2 separate regions of the Homo sapiens genome follow, and region 2 is linked to region 1. A link is a loop called in an ENCODE intact Hi-C map of the cell type or tissue named here. Cell type or tissue: dorsolateral prefrontal cortex. All regions are shown on one strand. Each heading gives the region's core, and the rest is flanking DNA. Links, peaks and the distances in the headings are about the cores only.

Region 1 (11,296 bases), core at 1,960-9,959:
TAAAAATTAGCCTGTGGTGGCACACACCTGCTACCTCAGCCTACTAGGTCCCAGCTACTCAGGAGGCTGAAGCGGGAGGATCACTTGAGCCTGGGAAGTAGAGGCTGCAGTGAGCCAGAGATTGTGCTACTGCACCCCAGCCTGGGTGACAGAGCAAGACCCTGTCTCAAAAAAAAAAAAAGTTTATATGTGCTTAAAAGAACCAAGCCTTTTATTGAATATTGAAGATTCACCAAGGGTTTTATTTGATCATGGTAATATAATTATAAAATCATTATTAATAAGCCATAAAATGTACAAAAGCATATCCAGTGAAAAATAAGTCTCCTTTCCATTTCTGTCCCCCGCCACCAGCTCTCCTACCCAAGATAACCACTTCTTGAGTATTCTCAAAGACGGTCTATGCCTTTCCAAGTCCACGTACATATGTATGCACACGTGCCTGTTTGACGTTTTCCAGCAGAAGTGGTAGCGTATCATACACACTGTTCTGCATCTGCTGTTCCCATTTAGCAGTATGTCTCAGGGATTATCTGCCTATAGCCAGATCTACCCAAAGCTCAGATCGGACCATGAGAAACCAATGAGCAAAATGTGGAATATATACACAATGGAATATTATTTGGGAATATTCTAATAATACTAGAGAAAGAATGAAAGTCAGCCTGCCATGGTGGTTCATGCCTGTAATGCCAGCACTTCGGGAGGCCGAGGCAGGTGGATCACCTGAGGTCAGGAGTTCAAGACCAGCCTGGCCAACAGGGTGAAACCCCATCTCTACTAAAAATATGAAGTTAGCCTGGTGTGGTGGCGCATGCCAATAATCCCAGCTTCTTGGGAGGCTGAGGCAGGAGAATCGCTTGAACATGGGAGGCAGAGGTTGCAGTGAGCTGAGATCATGCCACTGTACTCCAGCCTGGGTGATAAGAATGAGACTCTGTCTCAAAAACAAACAAAACAAAACAAAAAGAACAGTGATTAGTGTCTTGGTAGGCCCAAGCAAGGAGATGATGATGGCTTGTACCAGATCGGTGATGTGAAGTTCAAGAAAAGTGGGCAAATTAGAGATGTATCTTGGAGGCAAAATAGACAGGAGACTGGAGGCTGGCATAGAGATAGAATGCTGCCCAGAGTCTCTAGTTTTTACATCTGGGTGGGTGGTGGGCCATTCCCTGGGGGAAAATTAAGTTCCTGGGACTTGGGAGTCAGGACCCTTCTTGGGTTTTAGTCCCAGCACTGTTTCTGTCTCTGGGAGTCAGGCAGGTGACTTCCCCTCTGTGGGTCTCCTCACCTGATGAGTAGGTAAACTAATTCCTTTCTGAAGTCCCTTCCAATAAAATGGCTCTACAAACTACTAGACCTTGACATGTCAGTGAATATTCGTTTCTGAGGCTAGTTTTTTCCATAGCACTAACTGAGATGTGCTGTGGGCTTTGAATGGGAAAGGGGGACGCAGGGGAGGAGGAAATTTGAGAGGGTAGGGTCCTAGGAGCCTGAAGGTGGTCAGAGCAAGCAGAGATAGGGAAGCAGTGCCACCAAGAGAGACACACAGAAGTGGACACCAAAGGGTGCACAAAAGCTATTCCTGCATCCCAGGCCAGCCAAGGGACAGCCCTCCCATAGAGAGAAGGGTACAAGGGAGGAATTTTGACAACGATTAATCAGTTTCAGTGGGAGAGAAAACCTAAAATACAGCCAGGAAGAAAAAAACTCAGTAGCATGATCCAAATCTGATGGGATTTCATAAGATCTCCCTCTAATCCACTTCCTTTGCTTCATAATTGATTTCGGTTTTAGCCAAAGCAAGCTTCTCAAAGTTAGGCTTTTATCCCCGATCTTGTGCCTGGCATTTGCTCCGGGGGTCTTGTAGCCCCAGTGAAAATGTGAGTTCCCAGGAGGATGAGCCTCATACTTATTTTCTTTTACATCCTTGTATTGTATCCATAACAGAAGCACCATAAATGTTTACTGATACCTCACATCTAGAAAAGTTGCTGCCGAAAAGTCATGCCTTGACCTGGACTTCATGCCTTTGTCTCATAAGTACAGCGATTTGTCACTCCATACTGGACAGAGCTTGGGGGGAAACCGAGGTCTTCTCTGTGGAATGTGAGGTCTTCTGGTCTGTCGCAGGCCCAGGCTTCCCTAAGGTGGAATAAGAAAGGAAGGGCTTCATGTTTCAGAGGGAGAGAGCAGCCGGTGATGCAACTGCTGAGTGACGTCCCAAGGTAACAGAGAGGAGACGGGCTGTGAGCTGCCCTCACCCTGGCCCACTGCCAGTGGCCACCAGAGCAGGGAGTGCCCATAGTGTTGGCCAATCAGACGAGGACTGCAGAACAGGAGAAATGGGAACTGTGGTCCTGAAAACCTGTGCTTTCTCGGCCCGATGAAATGCAGAGTTATGTGATAGCATGCTTCTGACTTTCAATATTCTGAAAAACAACCCAGCAAACATATGTGTATACACATATACAGGAAAGCCTGTACATCTATATGCTTTTACATATGTATATGTATAGCAGAGATCTGCTTGCTCAGGAAATGTACCCATGGATGTGTATGTTGTGATTGATACACACACAGGAATATCCATCTGAGGAGGCTGTGTGCATGTGCCCAGATATATAGAGGGAGGGGCTTTGAGCTGAGCCTGGTCCCAGGTGCCCCTTGCTTGTGTTTCTGGGCAAGGATCGAGCCGAGTGCAGTGAACACGCTCTCTTATTTATTTATTTATTTATTTATTTATTTTGAGATGGAGTCTCACTCTGTCGCCCAGGCTGGAGTGCAGTGGTGCGATCTCGGCTCACTGCAAGCTCCGCCTCCCAGGTTCATGCCATTCTCCTGCCTCAGCCTCCCGAGTAGCTGGGACTACAGGTGCCCGCCACCATGCCCGGCTAATTTTTTTTTTGTATTTTTAGTAGAGACGGGGTTTCACCGTGTTATCCAGGATGGTCCCGATCTCCTGGCCTCGTGATCCACCCTCCTTGGCCTCCCAAAGTGCTGGGATTACAGGTGTGAGCCACTGCGCCCGGCCGTGAACATGCTCTCCTGCTGCGGGCCTCCAACTGCCTGAGGACGCCAGCTGTAACCTTGCCATTCTTCAGCCTTCCCCAAGGCCCTCACCTGCTGATGCAGGAAGTGAACCCCATTAACTGCTGCCTGATTAGCAAGGCTGAGCAGGTGTCTGCCTCCCGAAGAGGGAGCCAGGCTGGGAGCACCCCACAGATAGGTCTGCAGGAGAAAGGGCTACCAGGGGAGCCCCGCCACGGGGGCACCCTTCACTCTCACCCCACAAGCTTCTCCTTTCCATCAGTAGATATTTGACTCAGTAGATTTGAGACATGATTCCTGCTCTTCTTCACTCCACACATTCTTTGCCCACTTCCATTCTGTCTAACTCAAATTCTCTGCTTCAGCCAAATTAGCCTGCTCATGGTTTCCTGAATATAGCTGGAGATTTCCTGCCCCCCCAGGGCTTTGCCTGCTCCGTCGTCTTCTACCCTGGAATGTGCCTCTCCACCAGGTGTTCCACCACCCGCCCCAACAACGCCCCCCACTACCCCCCCTCCACCCGCCTCCCGCCACTTCCAAACACTACCTACAAGAAGCCTTCCCTGACCACCCAACTGAGTGTGCTCTCCCTGCGCAGAACCCTCTCTTAGGTTGGCCATCTGGTACTGGCATTTAGGGTTAGCTTTCTGTGGGCATGAGATTACAGACTTGGTGTTCTCATCAGATACTCTGGTGTGCCTGACCAGAGGCCCCTCTCCAGCCTTCTTTTAAGGCCTTTTAAGTGTCCAGAGTGTTCTAACCCGTCACCCCCAGTTTCTGTGACATTGCCCTTCAAACATGGCACAGACATAATGAGATGATCAAACAAAACACCGTTACTAACCGCACACAGCACATGGTCAATGTGCAACCCCTGCCTTAAACCAAATAGTAACCAATTAAGAGTTTGTGTTCTTATTTGGGTATCTCAGGATGACTGGAAGTCTTTATTTATTGAGTTCTTTACTCCAAGCACTAAGCCTTCTTGATAATCCACTCTGGAAAATCATTTCAGGGGCCCATTTTTGCTGGTTTGGTTTGGTTTTTGCTTTTCTTGGCCTACAAAATTACCTCTAGGAGTGGGTGAATATTAATCTAGGACCCAAGACCCTAAGCTCTGACCTTAGCTACCCATTATGCTGAACTACAAGGATTGACTGGCCAGTTTGGGAATGATTTGAACTGTCTGCACTGTTCTCTTTTGAGCTCCCTGTTTTGTTTTGTTTTTTTCCCTGAAACATCTCTCTAGAGGTTGGCTTGGGTAACAGCAGCATGCTCACTGCTGGAATTCTTGTCCCAGACTCAGTAAGCAGACAGCATTCACCAAGTATGAAGTTTCTGATACCCAAATGTAGTCTTTCCCTCTGTAAGCCAAAATTGTCTGCTTGGGAATCTGAATCAGAAAGTCCTTGGGGGATGTGGAGACTGGAGCGATTCCCAAGTCTGCCACGGGACATAGCTTTCCATGTGGACAGTGATACTGAAGGCTGTGGGGTGGACAAGCAGGAATCCTCCCTCCTGGAAACTTTCAGTTCCTCCAGCCAGTCCAAGGCTAGATTGGGGGTCACTAGAAATTTCTGAGCAGCCCAGGATAGGAAGCCCAGTCTCTAGGGGGACCCTGTCAAAGCCTAGCATCCTTGGCATCTGTTAGATCTGTCTCGGCCTCCAGCTTTGCTTGAGATCACCTTTTGCTTCAAGCTGACTCGATTGCCTGCTGGTCAGCTCTGCCTGGGGCCATCCACTATGGTGACCACATTGGTCTCCTTCAGCCAGCCTTAAATTCTGTCTGGTTCTGTTCCTTGATTGTGATGAGCGTGCAGGTGCTTGCCTCTTCCATACCTCACACACATTACCTGCAAATTTGCACTGCACCTCCCAACCACAGCCCCCTGCCTGCCTGGGACAGAACGTGAGATGGAAGGTGAGAAAAAAAAAATCAAAGCTCTCCGTCTTACTATTTACAAACTGTTCTGGTCAAAAATTGAGTAGAGGAACAAACTGATGAAACTATTCTTTTTTTTTTACTAAAATAAATAGAAATTTCTAATAATCCTTTACATTCTCATAGTATGATCAAGAGTTTACAGAGTGTTGTCATATGCATTGCCATGTAATCCTCACACATGCCCCCATAAAATGGGGGAAAACGGATATTACTATTCCCATTTGACAGATAAGGAAATATGTGCTTTAGAGAAGTCTATTAATTTGCTCAACGTCATGCAATTAATAAATGATACTGCTGGAAATGAAATGCAGGCCTTCTTCTTCTAGGTCTAAAGACATTTTTGAAATACCTCTGGTGTTCACTTATCCTTACTCTTCCTGCCATCCTGTACCAGGGCCAGATCAGAAGTGAATGATCTGAATGCTCTCTGTGTGATCTAAGTGTGGCCTCCATCTGGCTTTTGTCTCGGCAGATTGGGCTAAGTCCAGGGAGGAGCGCTGGCTGTTTCCAGGCATGCGGGCTCATTATGTCCAGGTGGAGGAGAGTAATGACTTACTCACTTTCTTACTCACTTACTCAGTTACTTACTCGGCTTCAAGCCAAGGAGCCTCTCCCAATTCTTCAGCCCCAAGGGGCCTCCTACAGTAAAGAACCCTCACTGGTATAGGGATTTATGCCACTGAGACAATGTCTTTGGTGCCAGTGACTCTGCTGGTTAGAATGAAGGAAAGGGACTGACTCCTGGCTGTGTGGAAACCACAGAAAAGAGGACGAGGTTCCCGTGGGCACATCCTCTGCTTCTTCCTACCCTTGGGCTTAGCTGTGTCTAACAGAAACAGCAGCAAGGGATGCCAAGCACAGACCTGTCCCCGTTCTACGGCCTGGACAAAGCCATAGGCAGGGTTTGGTCTTAGCCCTATCTCCACCCAAGGTGAGATGTCATCATCAGAAAACTCCTATTGGGCATCTACCTGCAGCTCGCAGGACAGCAGTGATTTCTGCAACACCATGCCCTCCAGCAGCAACTCAGGCCCCCTGGTTTTGCAATATCGTGGTGGTAGTTCTAAGTATCCCTGGGGTGGGGTAAAGGGACAGGAAGTGTTGTTGATACATTCTCAATGCTAAATGTATCAAACTTCACACCGATTTAAAAATAAACATATACCATCTGGCATTTTTAGGAAAATGAAGAAGGGATGGGTTTGGGGAGGATGAATTGCTAAGTGGCACAAAAACAGGCTATTACCACTCCAGATAGATGTGAGTCACTCGGAGGAGCTCAGTCTTGTGTCTTTCATTCCAAACCCCTGAGCCAAGCAGACCTGGTAGCAGAGCTGGAGGGTGGCCAAGCCCAGGAAGCCACGCTGGGGGCAGGAAATACAGCAGGGTAGTTTTTAGCTGGTATCCAGGGAACAGAGCGGGTGATGGAAAGAGGAGAGGCAGAGGAAACCCATTACCACCTGGTGTCTTGCTACTAGGAAGATGGAATTCACTTCAGATTTTGGTCCGTTGGTGACTTGATTAACTACACATTGAAGGTAGACAGCTTACTGAGAGACAGAGGGGGTAGTGGGTGAGGACCATAAACTCTGGAGTTGGTAGGATGAAATGAGTAAATATATATAAATCACCTAGAACAGTGCTTAATGTTCTAAGTAAAATACTAATGTTGGTTATTGCTACTACTGAGTACAATGAAGAGCTGCAGTGGAAAGTCAGGGTGCTAGAGTGGCAATAATATGCAACACAGCTGGGTGCCGTGGCTCATGCCTATAATTCCAGCACTTTGGGAGGCCGAGGTGGGTGGATCACCTGAGGTCGGGAGTTTGAGACCAGCCTGGCCAACATGGTGAAACCCCGTCTCTACTAAAAATACAAAAATTAGCTGGGCGTGGTGGCACCCACCTCTAGTTCCAGCTACTTGGGAGGCTGAGGCAGAAGAATCAATGGAACCTGGGAGGCAGAGGTTGCAGTGAGCCAAGATGGCGCCATTGCACTCCAGCCTGGCTGCAAGAGCCAAACTCCATCTCAAAAAAAAAAAAAATGCAACACAAATGCATTTAAGACAGAAACCTGTTCTGCAAAGAGGAAGAGGTACCAGTAGATGCAATTATGGCAGCCTGGGGCTTTCTATAGGCCAAGTTTAGGCTACCTCATTGGAATAATATAATGTAGTTTCAGAACTGTGACTTCCGGCTTCAGCAGGCTGGAAGAAATCCATCTCCCATTAATCTTTCTATCAGACTCCAGGAAAAAAATAAAGCAAAAATATTTTCCTATTTCATCTTTAAGAAAGTCAAATTATTCAAGACACACTGAGCACCTATCTGCATAAAATAGTCTAATGATGATAGGAGTTAAAATGAAGTAAAAGATTTGTTCCCTGCTGTTAAGGATCTTATAATCCCTTTGGGAAGACAAGGTCAATACTGATACAGATGAAAGTATAATCTTCTTCTTCTTGAACAGTAAGAATCTATAACTTCACACATTTCTCTCTTTGCCCAGACTTTGAGCAAAGCTTATATTTAAATTCAGTGCCCAAATTCTGAAGCAACTCACTTTTTCTCAGGAGTCCTTCTGGATTCAATTATTTATTTACTTTTGAGATCTGGTTATGAGACTGGCTAATTTTTTGGTAGAGACGGGGTTTTGCCATGTTGCCAGATTGGTCTTGAACTCCTGGGCTCAAGCAATCTATCTGCCTCGGCCTCACAAAGTGCTGGGATTACAGGTGTGAGCCACTGTGTCTGGCCTGGATTCAATTTTTTATTACGAGTTTTATTTGTTTCTTTTTTAAGATACATATTCTAATGACAAATCATTTGAATCGTTTTGGGAATCAGAAGGTCAAAAGCACTAAAACCTTTTCTACTGGCATGAACTAGCAGTACAAGAAAAATAACCTGACTGGGCATGGTGGCTCACACCTGGAATCCCAGCACTTTGGGAGGCCAAGGTGGGTGGTTTGCTTGAGCCCAGGAGTTCGAGAGCAGCCTGGGCAATATTGTGAGACTCTGTCTCTACAAAATACACACACACACACACACACACACACACCACACATTAGCCAGGTGTGGCGTCATGTGCCTGTAGTCCCAGCTACCCAGGGAGCTGAGGTGAGAGCTCTAGGCTGCAATGAGCTGTGATTATACCACTGCACTCCAGTCTGGGCAACAGAGTGAGACTTTGTGAAAGAAAGAAAGAGAGAAAGAAGAGAGAAAGAAAAAAGAAAGAAAAGAGACAGAAGAAAAATGAGAAAAAAAGAAGAAAAAAGAAAGAAGAAAGAAGAGAGAAAGAAGAAAGAAAGAAAAAGAAAGAAGAAAGAAAAAAGAAAGAAAGAAAAGAAAAAGAAAGGAAGGAAGGAATAAAGAAAGAAAGATCCATGATGAAGACTCACAGAATCTTTGAGTTAAAGGGAACTTGGAAGTCATGGAGTCAACTCCTGTCCCAAAGTAGATATCCTATAAGCTCTCAGATGCTTGGATCCCAGCATTTCCCTAAGCAGACTTCCAGACCATTCTGTGGTGAGTCCGCAATTTTGGAAAATTCTTTGAACAGAAATCTATCTCCCATTCATCCTTATCCCTAATGATCCTCCTTCTGCCCTGCGGAGTGACATAGAACAAGCCACGTACCTCTTCTTCATTGGCAGCCATTCCTATACATAAAGTCAATAATCATGTTCTTCAGAAGACTCCAGGCTAGACATGCTCAACTGCAGTGGCCCCTCATCCTGCTGAGCAGTGCCCAAGGCCTGCAGCCTCCTCCTCTGGTGGATGAACTCTAGTTTATCAAGGTCCCTCCTGGAACCTTGTGCTACAGAGTGGTATAAATATGACCTGGCCAGCACCAAGATTCCTGGGCCAGTTACTCCGTGAAACATCAGGTTACTCTCTGTCTACTAATATAGCTCTGAGGTTTCATTAGCTGTTTCACCAGCTGCTTCCCACGTGGGGCTCTTACTGAACCTGTTGGTTGACTTAACTCCCTATCTTCTGTTTCACATGCACAAGTCAGGCCTCTACTGTGCAATATATATTTTCAACCAAAAGTGCAGGCCATTATATTTATTCATGCTAAATCTGAACTTAGTGGTTTTAGTCTATCAAAAACTCTAGGAAGACCTTTCTTTCTCTTTTAGAGACAGGCTCCCACTCCATTGCCCAGGCTGGAGTGCAGTGATGCAATCATAGCTCAATGTAGCCTCAAACTCCTAGGCTTAAGGGGTCCACTCTTGTGCACCACCACACCTGGCTAATTTCTATTTTTTTTTCCTAGAGACAGGGTCTTGAGCTGGGAGTCCTAGTGCACACCTGTAATCCTAGCTACTCGGGAGGCTGAGGTGAGAGGATCCCTTGAGCCAGGAGTTCAAGGCTGCAGAGCTATGATTGCACCACTGCACTCCACTCCAGCCTGGATGACAGAATGAGACCCTGACTCTTTAAAAAAGTAAAATAAAATAACAGGTTCTCGCTATGTCACCCAGGCTGATCAAACTGCTAATCTTAAGGGATCCTTCTGCCTCAGCCTCCGGAGTAGCTGGGATTACAAGCTCATTCTTAATGTTTATCCTGTCAACTATAGATTATAACTAAATTTTCATCTATTTTTGATTAGCTAGCTATGGTAGCTTTCTGTCATTTACAAATGTAGGCAGCCTGCCTTCAGACTTCAAGATTACTAATGAGATGCAGAGTGACCTTGAACTAGACAGTTAACCTCTGTAGAGCTCTGTTTCCTCATCTGAGGAAAGCAAGGGAGCAGAGAATGACCTCGTAGGTCTCTAGGAATTTCAGTGTACCTTATGCAAATAAAATGGCCAGCTGGTAAAAGACAGGGAAGGGGAAAAAAGCATAGACTGACCCCTTTCACTCATGGTATAAAGTGGTCAAGTAAATGTTCTATGTTCAAATATATGTATTTTAACTTTAAACCTCAGGCATTGTCTTCAGGTAATTAAACTCTGTGAACAACATGGTAGATACCTTCATTCATAATTAAACATTCAATTTTTGCATAGTGCTAGTCTGTGGGGGAGAAAAGCTGCAAAATTTACAGGTATTTTGTCAATTTAATTGCAGTAAATTTGTTCCTAAATTCAGTACGTTATCTAAAACTGCTTGATGAAATATTAGTCTTTTTTTTTTTTCTGAGACAGAGTCTCACTGTGTCGCCTAGGCTGGGATGCAGTGGTGTGATCTCAGCTCACTGCAGCCTCCTCCTCCCAGGTTCAAGCAATTCTCCTGTCTCAGCCTCCCGGGTAGCTGGAACTACAGGCACACGCCACCGCACCTGGCTAATTTTTGTATTTTTAGTAGAGATGGGGTTTCACCATGTTGGCCAGGATGGTCTTGATCTCTTGACCTCGTGATCCACCCGCCTCGGCCTCCCAAAGTGCTAGGATTACAGGCATGAGCCACCGCACCCAGCCAAAGTCACTAATACAAAGTATTAGTCTTATACTCACTTTAATGCAATAGGTGCTAAACACTGTTTTCAGTATTCAGAAATTCACTCAATAAGAGAATTTATAAAAGATCTATTGCCACGTTGAATCCACTCCTATTAATTTTCCAACAGCCTTTAGCCCTAAATTTATTCAAGAGTAAAAAACCTTTTGGCCTGATCTGATTTTAGAAGGTACATTTTAAAATAGTCAAAAGGACTAGATTCCCTCCCATCACACTTAACTTTCTCAGTGGGGAAAAAAACAAACGCTGAAAAGGTTTAAAGAGATTCTAGAGTTGACATTGAGCCCCCAGCCCTCACCTTCTGCCCTCTTTGCTATCTTCTCTCAAGGAAGAAGAAAGCAGCATTAGGTTTCATTTCATCTTGGAGAACCATCAGCGAGATCACACAGCCTTATTGCCAACCTTTGACAGTTCTATTACTCTAGTTGCTTTTCCTGAGAGGTCTCCCCTACCCCACCCATCAAAGCCTAACCCTCTCTGACAAGTTTTTCAATTTACCCAATCATCCCATCAGCAGTAAATGCTGAGATTAAAACGTGAGGATCAGAGGGACAGGGCAGCTTTTCTATAGCAGGACTGAGGCTGAGGCCATCAGCAGGGTCAGTATCAAGTGAGCTCCAAGCTCCGGCATCCCTGGCTTAACCCAGGGCCTTGGAAAGCTCACCCCTTTCTCTTATTTTCTCTCCCTATTCTTACTTATTGAGGATTTTAAAATAGTAAAGGAGATACTGCGTTTTTCTGAGTAAATCAAAATAATCAACCAAAAAGCTACAAAGAACTAACCCTAGTTTCCCAAAGAGTTTGTGAGCTAAATAATTTAAAT
Region 2 (8,000 bases), core at 1-8,000, 290 kb after region 1:
TCCCCCGCCCCCGCCTCCCTACTGTAAAGTGCCCGGTGCCTGCTCTCTCCATCTTCGTGTCCATGGGCACCCATTGTTTAGCTCCCACTTATAAGTGAGAACAGTCAGTATTTGATTTTCTGTTTCTGAGTTAGTTCACTTAGGGTAATGGCCTCTAGCTCCATCCGTGTTGCTGCAGAGGACATGATTTTATTCTTTTTTATGGCTGCAGCAATACACAAGCTCCTTATTTTTATTTATTTATTTATTTATTTTTGTTGTTTGTTTGTTTGTTTTGAGACGGAGTCTGGCTCTCGTCCCCCAGGCTGGAGTGCAATGGCGCGATCTCGGCTCATTGCAACCTCCACCTCCCGGGTTCAAGCGATTCTCCTGCCTCAGCCTCCCAAGTAGCTGGGACTACAGACGCCCGCCACCAGGCCCGGCTAATTTTTGTATTTTTAGTAGAGACAAGGTTTCATCATGTTGGCCAGGCTGGTCTCAAACTCCTGACTTCGTGATCCGCCCGCCTCGGCCTCCCAAAGTGCTGGGATTACAGGCGTGAGCCACCGCGCCCGGCCAAGCTCCTTATTTTAAGCATTTTTTTTTTCTTTTTTGAGACAGGGTTTCACTTTGTCACCCAGGTTGGAGTGCAGTGGTGTGATCATGGCTCATTGCAGCCTCAAACTTCTGGGCTCAAGTGACCTTCCCGCCTCAGTCTCATGAGTAGCTGGGACTGCAGGTGCATGCCACCTTGGCTAATTTTTATTTTTTGTAGAGATGGGGATCTTGTTGCCAGGCTGGTCTCAAATTCCTGGGCTCAAACGATCCTCCTGCCTCTGCCTCCCAGAGTGCCGGGATTACAGGCATCACCTAGCAAAGCATTAAAACAATTTGCTGCTGGGTGCAGTAGGTCACACCTGTAATCCCAGCACTTTGAGAGGCCAAGGAGTTGGGGGGAGTTGGGGGGCGGGCGGATCACGAGGTCAGGAGTTCGAGACCAGCCTGACCAACATGGTGAAACCTCGTCTCTACTAAAAATACAAAAATTAGCCGGGCGTGGTGATGCACACCTGTAATCCCAGCTACTCAGGAAGCTGAGGCGGGAGAATCATTTGAACCCAGGAAGCGGAGGTTGTAGTGAGCCGAGATCACACCACTGCACTCCAGCCTGGGTGACAGAGCGAGACTCCATCTCAAAACAAAAACAAAAACAAAAAAACAATTTGCCCTGTAAGAACTGTCCTCTAAAAGTTTTTGGTTTTTCTAATGAAAAATATTATGGACTTAGAGAATAGAAATAAATTTCTGCCTACACTTCCATCTTCCCTCCCACCCTTCTCTGGCAGCCCAGGAGGTCTTTTTGTGTGAATCTGCGCAGATCTCAGCGTCCCTGCCCTTCTTTGTGTTTTGTTCTCTCTTCCACCTTAGGTCTTTCTCTGGTCTGGGCACACCCAGCTGCAGGGCTCACCTTTGCCTGTAAGAATACAGCCCCCAAACACAGTCAGTACCCCAAGAACAGTCCCTGCCATCTCTGGCGGCACAGATGCTGGCCAAGCTGCAGCTGCCAGTGCTGCCCAGGGAGCTGGAGAGCTGCCGGCCAAGAGCCCAGCCCCTCTGGGTAGAGCAGGAGCCAGTGCCACCACTCCCTGTGGGATTCGGATTAAGGACACACCCACCCAAAGTAAACCAAGCTTGGCCAAAGGCAGGTGCCCAGCTGTGGTCACCACTCCGCAGTAGTTACTGAAAATCTTCCATCTGCCCAATACCCTCCTGAGCCCGTGAAGGAGATGAGCGGAAAGAGGCTCCGCCTGTTGGAAGCACAGCCAGGAAAGGTGGGCTCAGATTGCTGAAGCCTGCAGGGGAACTTGAAGAAAGCGTGCCAGCACAGGATGGCGGATGATGCCCGCATGACACTCGCTCGCCTCCCCGGAACAGCCTGTGGCCTTCTCACCTAGTGGGAAGCTCCCCAGCCGCGTGTTTCAGGAGGTCCAGCAGATTCCTCTGCAGAGGAATCCCTTTCTGCAGAGTCGGGGCTCGCTCCCTGCCATCTACGGGCAGTGCTGCTTAAAGCTGTGGCTGCAGACCTTGCCTCTGCCTGTTGAGACCTCCTGCAGGGCCCTCCAGCCCACAGGGTCCCTCAGCTCTCTGGGACCTGTGAGGCTCTTTGGGCCAGCTGCAACTGGAGCTCTTTGCAGGAGGGGCCTCTGGCCTGGCTGAAGTCCCGGCTTCCTGACTCCCCTTTCCCCTCAGGTCAACAACGGTTCCAGCCTCAGGGATGAGTGCATCACAAACCTACTGGTGTTTGGCTTCCTCCAAAGCTGTTCTGACAACAGCTTCCGCAGAGAGCTGGACGCACTGGGCCACGAGCTGCCAGTGCTGGCTCCCCAGTGGGAGGGCTACGATGAGCTGCAGACTGATGGCAACCGCAGCAGCCACTCCCGCTTGGGAAGAATAGAGGCAGGTAGGCGGCCGGCCCCACCTCCTTCCCCAAAGCTGGGCTTCTCTGTCGCCAGTAACATTCAGGGAGCCTCAGGGCTGGAAGGGACCCCCGGGATCACTCTGCCTCTGCAGTTTCAGCTGCCACGTACGCTGGTATCACTTAATCACTTGACTGGTCTCTACTTGATTCCCTCCAGTGCTGCTGAACTCACTGCCTACCATTTTTGGGTGACTCTGTTAGAAAGTTCTTCCTTTCTGTTGAGACAGAATCTCATGTACTGGTCTTGAGTCCCTTGTCTGGACCAACATAGAATGGTGTTTTTATCCAATTTTCCAAATGTGATTCTGATACAAAGATTGCAGACCACTTGTCTGGATTATATAACCCAAGGGGTTCTCACACTTGGCCTTGTATCATTTCAAGGACCTGGAGCTTTAAATGCTGGTGCCTGCATCTCACCTCCAGAGATTCTGATTGGTTGGTCTGGGCATTGCTGGGTCTGGGCAAAGCCCCCAGGTGGCACTACCGGTGCGGCCCCTGCCTCCCCAAGCAGGCCTGGCTGACTGTCCCATTGATTGAGGCCCACTGGTTTCACAGTGACTTTTGCACTGTCTATACCTGACATATTTCCTTTCATACATTATGCTCCGTGATTACCTATACAAGAACACAGAAGTATTTGGAACCTCATTTCCAGGTGAGGAAACCCAGGTCCAGCAAAGGGTAAATGACTAGCTCCAGATCACACAGCTTGTGGCCATGTTACCACTGGGACATGGGGCCAGGCCCCTTCTTGAGGTGGGCCTCAGCCGCCCTCCCACTGTAGGGCACTGACTCCAGGTCACCATGGTTTCCAGACTGTTCACCTTTCCTGTTGCTGATCCCTGCACTCTCCTCCAGCCTCCAGCTCCACTCCCCTTTGCCAAGGGGCTGCTTCTATGGACAGGGGCTGTCCCGAGTGGAGGCTGGGGGCGAGTGGAGGCTCACCCACTTCCAGATCCAGCCCTGCGACGCTGGCTTTCAGTAGTGTGCACATTGGAATTACACGAGAAACCTTTTCCAAATGCAGGCCTTGGGCCCTACTCCAGCTGCCTGCATCAGGCTGTTTTAGGGCGGGAGACTGCCCAGAGGATTCTGACGCAGGTAGAATCCCTGCCCTGAAAGCCTGCAGGGATCCCCGGACCCTGGTCCAGGCCTTCCAAGCTCAAGGGTTGCACTGCCCTCTGGTGGCTGTGGGGGAGACCAACAGCTGACCCAGCCTTCTGCCTCCCGCCTGTCTTAGATCAGGTGCTTGAGGACGTGGCTGGAGTTCCCCACTAGACCGGGGTGGGGGTGGGGGTGGGGGGTGGGGGGAGGTGTCTGAGAATGTCTCTGCCTTCTAATCCAGCCAGCATATCTTCTGGCTCGCCCTGAACTGAGGAGAAACCCCAGATCCCTTTGGGAAGGTCCAGGAAGGGCAGGAGTGGACAGGCACAGCTCTGCTGTCAGCACTGCTGTGGGGGTGACTGTAGCCCCAGTCTGCCCTGGTGTTTTTCTCTCGCTCTTCTCCATGCCGGCCTTTGCCTCTAGACTGAGAAACCGGGGTTGACTCAAGTGGCACCTGCAAAAGTGATCATGGCAGTTCACTTAGCCTGCAGGTGACAGGGACTGTGAATCTAGTCCCTGGCGAGCCTGGAAAGAGGGGCAAGGTAGAGGCTCTGGCTGCCGGGGTTTCTTTGGTGAGTCCGTTCACTCGGCTGGACACAGACGGATCAGGAAAGATTCCTGTTGCTACTCGGCTGGTGGCCAGAGGGAGAGAGGACGTGTCCGTAACTGAAGCAAGGTGGATAAGCTTCGGGAACGAGCGAGGCACAGATTCGGTGCTGGGGGAGTGATGAGGTGCTGGAGGAGCTGGGTGCTCTGCTCTGCAGGGAATCAGGAAAACTTTGGGGCTGCAGCTCCAATTGAGCTGGGCCTTGGGGGTTGGGTATGTTTGGTTCCTTGGAAACTGGGAAGAGGGAATGGCCATCTTTTAAGCAAAAGCCCAGCGGCTATAAATGCTACAGTGAGGCTGGGTGCAGTGGTTCACGCCTGTAATCCCAGCACTTTGGGAGGCCAAGGCAGGTGGATCATGAGGTCAGGAGTTCAAGACCACCCTAGCCAAGATGGTGAAACCCCGTCTCTACTAAAAAAAATATATAAAAATTAGCCAGGCGGGGTGGCGGGTGCCTGTAATCCCAGCTACTTGGGAGGCTGAGGTAGAGAATTGTTTGAACCCGGGAAGCGGAGGTTGCAGTGAGCTGAGATTGTACCACTGCACTCCAGCTTGGGGAACAGAGTGAGACTATGTCTTGAAAAAAAAAAGAAAAAAAAAAGCTACAGTGAGTAGTTGAGTTTGCCTAGGAAGCGTGGAAGTTAAGTCAGACGTACTTTCAGGCTGGGTCATGACTTGTCACTTAAGCAGAGATGAGCACTTGAGAGGTTTTGAAGAGAAGTGATGTGGCAGCCTTACTGCATGTTCCATGGACAGACTCCAGGGAGGCCGTGAAACCCCCAGAGCACAGCTTCTAAGAACGTGCCCACTCCTTAGCACGTCACTTCTCCCAACCCTGCCCTGCTCTGAGGTCTGTGCTGTGAAGGTGGCCGAGTAGACTGGACGGCAGGGAGTGGGGCTGTCATCATCAGATGAGAGCTAAGGGGACCCCCACCAGGGTGGCGGCAATGGCAGAGGGTAGGCAAAACGCTTGTATTTGCAACATAAGGTGAGATTTGACAGCTGACCGAGGGTGGGAGCAGCAGCCAAAACCAAAAAAGCCAGAGGGAAGTTGCAAGCACAGAAAAAATAGAAGATTTAATGGGAGAAATAACAATAGCTGGCATCTATTGAACACTTACTGGGAGCTAGGTACAGGGCCCATTCATTCATTCATGCAATTAAAACTTTTTTTAAGAAACGGGGTCTTGCTCTGTTGCCCAGGCTGGAGTGTAGTGGTATGATCACAGCTCACTGCAGCCTTGAATTCCTGGCCTCAAGGAGTCCTCCCACCTCAGCCTCCTGTGTAGCTGGGATTATAGGTACGTGCGGTACACCTGGCTCCCTTTAAAAGTTTTTTGTAGAGGCAGGGCACAGTGGCTCACACCTGTAATCCCAGCACTTTGGGAGGCCAAGGCAGGAGGATCACAAGGTCAGGAGTTCGAGACCAGCCTGACCAACATGGTGAAACCCGTCTCTACTTAAAATACAAAAATTAGCCGGGTGTGGTGGCGGGCGCCTGTAATCCCAGCTACTCAGGAGGCTGAAGCATGAGACTTGCTTGAACCCAGGAGGCGAAGGTTGCAGTGAGCCGAGATCGCGCCACTGCACTCCAGCCTGGGTGACAGAGCAAGACTCCGTCTCAAAAAAAAAAAAAAAGTTTCTTGTAGAGGCAGGGCCTTGCTTTGTTGCTGGTGCAATCACGGCTCACTGCATCCTCTAACTCCTGGCCTTAAGCAATCTTCTGTCCTCAGCCTCCCAAAGCACTGGGATTACAGGCATGCATGACCACACCTGGTCCCTGCCATTGTTTATTGAGCACCTACTGAGTGCCATGTATTAAGTGCTGGGTATTTGTCAGTGGACAAAACAGATTAAAAAAATCACAGCCCTTAGGGAGCTTACCTTCTGGCAGGGGCGTCAGACAATAACACAGCAAGTGCTGAGGAAGAAACGGAGGCGGCAGGGAGCGTGGCAGTTGAGCGTGGCCTTCATGGAGCTGCGACAGTGGTACTCGGGCAGGGGCAGCACGGAGGCTGTGCGCCAGAGGAGGAGGACTGAGGGGCAAGGGGGAGAGCTCTGGTTGGAAAGGCAGGGGAGATTCTCCAGGGCCTTGCCGGTGCCAGTGACAACTGGGGTTTTCCTGAGACGGGACTGCGAGGAATGGGGGCTCTCAGGCTTGAGAGGGCAAAAGTGGGTCTGGGATGCCGTCTGCCCACAGAGCCCCTTCCCCAACGGCTGCCCAGGCCAAGGCCAACCCTGTTGGGTTGTGTGGTGTGAGCCATGAAGCCGCTGCCAGGCTTGTACCTCAGGCGTGGTCGTGATGCCCCAGCTTCACCGGCCCTGCCTGTGGGGACGTGGTGCCTGTGTGCGGGAGCCTGGGCCTCAGCCGAGGCCCTGAGCTCCGGCACTGCCCAGAACCCAGCTCAGCGCTGGTACTCAGCCCGCCCGCTGTGGCCCTGGTGGAGTGGAGCACGTGCCCAGTGGGGGCTGGCCTTGTCCCATCGCGGACCTGTCCTTTCCCGGGGCAGGGTGGTGTGGGAGAGGGTATCAGGGACATTTTCTGAGTCTGCTCTGTCTCTGCCGCCCCTGCCTGAACACAGATTCTGAAAGTCAAGAAGACATCATCCGGAATATTGCCAGGCACCTCGCCCAGGTCGGGGACAGCATGGACCGTAGCATCCCTCCGGGCCTGGTGAACGGCCTGGCCCTGCAGCTCAGGAACACCAGCCGGTCGGAGGAGGTGAGTGAGGGCCTGAGGACCGCGTGGGCGGGCAAGTGAGCCAAGGGGGCCTGTCCCCTGCCTCTCACCAGGCAGCCCACTGTCCCGTGAGGCCACTCAACTCGTGACTGTCAGGTCCAGAACTCTGACGAAGTAACTGGACGTAGGGTATGGTTCATTGCCTTGCAGAAGATTTCAGCTGGTTGACATCGAGGAAACCTGAACCTTAAATCAGAGTAAAGAGTTTAGGGGTAAAAGCCTCTAAAAGATGAACGAAGCATGTTTGGCCAACAGAAGAAACAGACGCTTCCTTTGGTTGTAGGGAGTTTAATAATGGTGCCAGTGAGAACCGTAAGCCCTGGGAGTGGTGCCTGCTGCTCTGCTGAGCTCCTTGGTTGGAATCCACACAACTTTCTGAGCTCTACCATCTGCTTGGCACTGTTGGGGATACAAGATTGGTCCGGGGCACTGTGTCCCCAGAACACTTAGCGGAAAGAACTACATCCTCCCAACTGCCAAATGCAGGCCTGTAGCGGTAGGAGCTGAGAGGAGAGAAAGTTCCACTTTTTCGACTCTACCAGCTGAAAATGCAGGCGTCCTCACCTCCTAGAAATCCAATCATGCTTCTGTTCAGTGGGGCCAGCCTGTGATGTCCCAGCAGCTGCCTAGAACGCAGGAGTGGCTGGCGCACTCCCATGTAACTCTGCATGTGCGCCGACCGCCTGACGGTCCTTGCCAGCCTTGTAGTCTGTCTAGTGTCCCCCAGGAACCCCCTTCCTCCTGTCCATTCAGCTAGGTCTGCACCAATAAAATGGGCCTAAGGCGTCGCAGGTGGTCACTAGTTCTGGACTCGAAGTGCCTTGGGCGCAGGGATGACCCAGGCTTCTTGTATCCCATCACCGTCTAACAGTGGGCACATGGGCTCACCACACATGCGTTTGCTTACCGAGCCCCCTGCAGGGAGTGATTGCAGTCTTCCCTTTCCATTGCCTCTCAGAACTCAACTGTTTCTCATTCTTTCCGCCCAGCAGCCCTGGATACTTAATAAGTACTTTGAAGTGCTTCTTCATACTGGGGACTGTCTTTCCTTTGAGAGGGAAGAGTATTAGTAAACCAGGTTCTGTGTG

What was found. Hi-C counts contacts between places; a loop is a spot of excess contacts. Peaks named below come from ENCODE experiments on the same cell type or tissue, not always from the same donor. Only the 100,000 strongest peaks of a DNase experiment are listed, where the experiment ranks them.
Region 2: it touches region 1 in a loop (2.4-fold over the local background); 2 of 110 quality-filtered maps call a loop at or near these places.

Annotation. Positions count from the first base shown.
Region 1 is chr22:18,026,896-18,038,191 of GRCh38, reverse strand. LINC01634 (long intergenic non-protein coding RNA 1634) reads right to left here and starts at 8,807. Exons shown (of 2, transcript NR_024417.1): 1 at 8,638-8,807; 2 at 224-2,432. RefSeq lists enhancers at 8,618-8,717, 8,758-8,827. In dorsolateral prefrontal cortex, for the core only: no CTCF peak of the experiment used is centred there; a DNase peak (open chromatin) is centred at 6,346; H3K27ac peaks cover 3,324 bases.
Region 2 is chr22:17,738,243-17,746,242 of GRCh38, reverse strand. BID (BH3 interacting domain death agonist) reads left to right here. Exons shown (of 6, transcript NM_001196.4): 3 at 2,230-2,440; 4 at 6,755-6,894. Among named protein-coding and RNA genes, the nearest start is that of MIR3198-1, 22 kb to the left of the region's middle. RefSeq lists an enhancer at 1,328-1,948 and a silencer at 3,526-3,820. In dorsolateral prefrontal cortex, for the core only: CTCF peaks have their summits at 3,402 and 3,601 (motif pointing left); a DNase peak (open chromatin) is centred at 3,622; H3K4me3 peaks cover 454 bases; H3K27ac peaks cover 2,244 bases.